Regions from separate parts of the Homo sapiens genome. Here region 2 is linked to region 1. The links are chromatin contacts, found by Hi-C or POLR2A ChIA-PET in ENCODE. All regions are on one chromosome and are shown on one strand. Each heading gives the region's core, a stretch centred on a gene start or an enhancer-like site at or near the end of the contact. The rest is flanking DNA. Distances are from core to core; before and after follow the strand shown. Region 1 overlaps LINC01808 (long intergenic non-protein coding RNA 1808). Region 2 has its middle 70 kb from the start of LINC01808.

Region 1 (2,676 bases), core at 127-2,626:
TGACTTAACCAAATTAAGCTGAAAGTATTTAGCCTGATATTCAACACCCTTAAGAATTTGGGTCCGGTCCATCTTTCCAATTCCACTTCTCAGTGTTCCTCTGCTGGGAGAAGAAGTGGAGGAATGCTCGTTGCTTTCTCTGTGTTTTCCTGATTCCCTGTCATTTCTCAGGCTCTTCGCTCTGCAGTGACAACGCTTCCAACCCTTCTCGTCCAAAGCCTCCCAGGGGCCCACCAATCCACGCTCCTTTGTCATCTCCCTGACCGAATAGAATCTCTCCCTTCTTGGAGATTTCATAGGAACATGAGTTTATCTCCCTTATTTCACGTATTTCTTTGGTGCTTTGTATTGGCTTAATAGTTTTCTCTTTCTTCCAATGCATTTATCAACTAAGATGTAATCTTAGTACTAGGACTTTCTTATTCATATTTTTATCCCCTTGCACGTCTCACTCCTAGAACTTTGTACAAAACACTTATTTTTTTTTCAAATTTAAGATTTTTATTACAGCTGAATTTCCTCAGTTTCGTGAAGTAAAGTGGAGAATTAGAACATTTAGGCAGATAATTCAAGTCAAAGTATCTATTTGGCCATGATACCTGGCCATTGCTAAATGAAATCTCATGACAATATTAATTTAGACAAGATTCACTAATTGAGTAAAGAAAAACATATATAAAGTTTTTATACCCCCAAATATCATATTCATCAATAAATCCTGGTTATGTTTGGCACATCACAAAGAGACCAATGAATCATAAAGATATTATTGATAAGATTCTATAAGCTCATATCCTGCTATTAATTTTTTATACCAAATTCTTATTGGCTTTAATGAGAGTTCTGATTTTTTTTTCAACAGACAACCACATAAAAGAAGTTTTAAATAAATTTGTTTTCAGTTCTATAGTGAAGTATATGTAGGTTCAAGTGGAGAAAATTGCTTTGGGACATATTTATAGACCATATGTATTTATTCATCTAGGGATATTTGAGTAAAAACTCCCCTCAAAGACCACAAACATGAAACAGTACATGAGTATCTGCATCATTGCTATTTTGTTTCTCAATATGATTATTATTATATTTATATGGTATTTGTCTTTGAGTGGCAATGAGTACACTTAATTAAAAAACTTTGAAAATTGTTTCATCTCTACATGGTTCTTAACGATCAAACGTTACCACTATTTAACTGATGTGGAGCCAAAGCACAAAGAGGTGAAGCTAATTCCTGGAGAGAACTTGAGATAACCTGGGGAGTCTGTAAATATTTTAGCACGGTCTTCAAAGCTCAGTTCTATCCCACTTCCTCCCAATACCTTTGCTTGGCCATTCTGAGTCAGAGTGATCCTCCTGAGTCACTGTTGCATCAGACATGGCTCTTGTGCCACTCTCTGCTTTGTGTATGTTGGTCTTGTCTGCCCATTTAGACTTCAAGTTCCTTTAGGGACATGAAAACATATTATTAGCTCATTGATTACAATAATTTCTAAAATTACCCCTTGGAATTAAATATGTTAAGCATCTGGTTTATCCTTTCTAGAAACATCTACTCTAACATTTGTTGAGTACTTAGTATGTGCCAGGTACCAGAGGCAGAGAAAGGAATAATCCATTGCAGTACCTTCTCCAAATCTATGGGTGAGACAGGACAATTACCACAGCTGAAGTCTGGTGAGAAGGGTTCTTTTATGGAGAAAAAGACAAGGGTATCTTGGTCCACAGAGAGGGCACTGCTAACAAGCTAGCCACTTACAATCAATAGAACAGAGGCTCCGGAAAGAAAAATAACTTGCCCAGTATAATGGTTCAGTACATGGCAGTTGCAGGATTTAAACCCCAAGTATACAACTTCACAGCCCAGGTTTCCTTTTCGACATCAATTTGTTATCCCACTTGAACACCTAACTGTGTCTTACTTGTGGGTGTACTCCTCTGCACCTGTACTACAGTTGCCATACATAGGAAATAGTTGTTTTACTAAGTTAATGTGCGGAGGTCATGTAATGTTTCTTACTGCATTTCATGCCAAATTTTAAGTTAATACTAAATGGCTAACTAAAGCATTTGCATGTTTTCAAAGAGAGATTGGGGGAAGATCAGGAAAGACTATTGCTCTATTTCCCTTTTGCCATTGAAATTGAAAAAAAGAAAGAAAGAAAGAAAGAAGGCCACTGCTTAACCCACATGGATAGAAATGGGGCAGAACTGGGGTCTGGCAATGAGTGATGGGCAGAAGGCTGTTGCAAAGTGAGTGAGTGGACATTGAAAGTGCAGGGTTGGCTGCTTATACCTTCTGTCTAATTCAGCTGTTTGTATGGGTTTCAGACAGGAAAGGTTCAAGTGCAGGATGGATTTGTGATATAAACGCCCCATTCTTTATGCCCATTCTTCCATCATTAACCTTCCTACTCAGTCCTCGAAATGAAAAGCCCGGCATCTTCCATCTGCTCCACGTTATTTATGATGATGTCTCTAATTATGTCCAATTGAGTTGCTGTCGATGATTAAAGGTAATAAGTAATAATAACTTGGCCTCATCATTACCACCATTATTATTAGCTCATTGATTGCAATAATTTCTAAAATTACCCCTTGGAATAAAATATGTTAAGCACCTGGTTTATCCTTTTTAGGAACATCTGCTCTAAATGTGTGATAGCATGGGACTGA
Region 2 (2,676 bases), core at 51-2,550, 50 kb before region 1:
AATGAATGATGTACAGCCAGTTCACATTCTCAAAGAGTATGTGCCTTCACAAAAGTGAACTTGATCATAAGTTTTGAAAATGAACTCAGGACATACTAGATCAGCCCAAACTCAATTTACAATTCAAAGTTGCTGCTTCTAAGGTAGGATAACAACAATTACACATGACTAGTATTTATTGAACACTTACTATGTGCTAGGCACTATGCTAATCACTCTGCATATCTCCTGTCGTTAGTCCTTGCAAGCACTCATGACCCATGCATTTTTATTATTCCCACGTTACAGATTAATACACTGAAGCTTAGGGGGGTTAAATAGCCTTCCCAAAGTTGCACAGCTGCCAGTGGCTGAGCTAAGATTTGAACTGTGTCTTTCTGATTCACAGACCTGCGTTCTAGCTCCCTTGTCGCCCTGAGAAAAGACCAGTGAGTCCTGATGGATACCAGTAACATTGACAGCCGCAAAGGAGTTAATGTTTGTATATACGGCTTGTACTGTAGTCTTATAGTGAACAAAACTCACTGTTACATAGTTGCCTATGTGAGTTCCACTTCCCCTGATCCGTGGTCTGAAGCTCTACCACTTTTTTTCTCATTCTCACCCAAGAGGGGCAGCTGAAATGAAACCCACCGTCATCAACCAGGAACTGAACTCTCAAAAGAAATGAAGAATCCAGGGGCAACGGCAGTCTCGCTATTCATTAATGGGTTTATTGAGAACTCTCTTGACATTGAGCTGTAACTACAACATTTAAGAAAATCTCAAATTTGAAAATAAATAAGTTGGCTGACATACAGACATTTTACATATGAATTTAATAAAATCAATTTTTCTTTTTGAAATATTTGGTAATCTCTAAAATATATCAACTGCAACCCAGGAACATTGTATCCCAAGTTGTGATTCATGAAATGAAACGGAAATGTATTATGTAATTCAGTGGGGAGTGTCCAGCACAGAGCTCATTAGGGCTGTTGCTGGTGATGTGGACTGCAGTTTGGAAGCTCTGTGGTTTGGGCACGCTTCTCACAGTCCTTACCTCCCCTTCCTCCGTGGACATTTTAACCAAATATCGTCACCCTTTTAAAAATATCATTCTTGAGCATTTTGCCCACAGATGAGGATAATTCAGGGGAAGACGTAGGAAAAACTCTGAATTGTTTCCTATCTCCTCTTGCTTTACCATTAACCTATCTCGTAATGAGTCAGGCTCAGAACTGACTCATGGCCTTTCTATGTAGTTCCTGGATCCAGACCAGGCCTAGCCCATATATTGCACAGGTGGACACCATGGTGTCATCTGAGGTGAATGCAGCCCAGAGGAGAAAAAGGGACTTCCCCAGAATCATACGGTTCTTTAATGTCAGAGCCAGAACTGACTCTGAAATCTCTGGATTTTTTTTTTTTTTTTTCAGTTCATCGCACAGCCTGAACTTGTAGTAAAAGCATAGTTTTCCCTACATATGGTAATTTCCATGAAAACAAATAAAAAAGTGAGGAAAAAAGCACTGATCTGTAAAATACTTTTCTTTCAATCCTATCTGAGATTTTATGGCACTTCTTTGTTTAAAATTTTTTTTATTGAGATAAAATTTACGTTGCATAAGATTTGCCATTTTAGCTATTTCAGAATTTACGATTCAGTGGATTTTAGAACATTTATAATGGTGTACGGCCATCACCACTACCTAATTCTAGAATTTGTTTTACCCCAAAAGAAACCCTGTACCTGTAAAGTGTTCACTCCTCCTCTCCCTCTCCCCTGAAACCCTGGCAACCATTAATCTACGTTCTGTCTCTATGGATTTACTTATTTTGGATATTTTATATAAATGGAATCATACACTTTGTGGCCTTATGTGTCTGGCTTCTTTCAGTCTGGTCCTTGCTTGGTAGTGGTGAATTCTCTCAGCATTAGTTTGCCTGGAAAAGACTGTATCTTTCCTTCATTTATGAAATTTAGTTTCAGTGGATACAAAATTCTTGGCTGAGAATTGTTTTGTTTAAGGAGGCTAAAAATAGGACCCCACTCCCTTCTAGCTTGTAGGGTTTCTTCTGAGAAATCTGCTGTTAATCTGATAGGTTTTCCTTTATAGGTTACCTGATGCTTTTGCCTCATAGCTCTTCTTTCCTTTGTCTTGACTTTATATAACCCGATGACTATGTGCCTAGTTGATGATCTTTTTGCAATGAATTTCCCACGTGTTCTCTGAGCTTCTTGTACTTGGATATCTATATCTCTAGCAAGGTTGAGGAAGCTCTTCTTGATTATTCTCTCAAAGACATTTTCCAATCTTTTAGATTTCTCTTCTTTCTCGGGAAACCAATTATTCTTAGGTTTGGACGTTTAACATAGTACCAAACTTCTTGGAGGCTTTGTTCAGTTTCTAAAATTCTTTTTTTTCTTTGTTTTTGATGGATTAGGTTAATTCAAAAGCCTTGTCTTTGAGCTCTGAAGTTATTTCTTCTGCTTGTTCAATTCTATTGCTGAGACTTTCCAGTGCATTTTGCATTTCTCTAAGTGTGTCCTTGATTTTTCAGAAGTTGTGACTGTTTTCTATTTATGCTACCTACTTCACTGAAGAATTTTCTTTTCATATCCTGTATCATTATTTTGATTTCTTTAAGTTGGACTTCACCTTTTTCTGGTGCCTCCTTGATTAGCTTAATAAT

What was found. Hi-C counts contacts between places; a loop is a spot of excess contacts on that map. ChIA-PET counts read pairs that join two places held with the same protein, here RNA polymerase II (POLR2A). Pooled maps may share reads with other maps.
Region 2: a map of mammary epithelial cell shows a loop between it and region 1 (8-fold over the local background). The contact joins two enhancer-like sites. A Hi-C loop is called at or near these places in 4 of 168 maps with a recorded cell type or tissue (Calu3, HCT116, PC-3 and 1 more) and 3 of 50 pooled maps. POLR2A ChIA-PET finds 5 or more read pairs at or near these places in 2 of 52 experiments (H1 and HCT116).

What each region holds. Positions count from the first base shown.
Region 1 is chr2:19,487,136-19,489,811 of GRCh38, reverse strand. It overlaps LINC01808 (long intergenic non-protein coding RNA 1808), which reads right to left. Exons shown (of 6, transcript NR_183418.1): 5 at 1,323-1,444. Among named protein-coding and RNA genes, the nearest start is that of LINC01808, 20 kb to the right of the region's middle. RefSeq lists an enhancer at 975-2,174. Within about 2 kb of position 1,376, at least 3 of the 41 ENCODE cell types and tissues checked have a DNase peak (open chromatin) inside an H3K27ac peak, as active enhancers do; they include PC-3 and mammary epithelial cell, where a contact is called at or near this core.
Region 2 is chr2:19,537,140-19,539,815 of GRCh38, reverse strand. No RefSeq gene overlaps it. Among named protein-coding and RNA genes, the nearest start is that of LINC01808, 70 kb to the right of the region's middle. Within about 2 kb of position 1,300, at least 11 of the 41 ENCODE cell types and tissues checked have a DNase peak (open chromatin) inside an H3K27ac peak, as active enhancers do; they include PC-3 and mammary epithelial cell, where a contact is called at or near this core.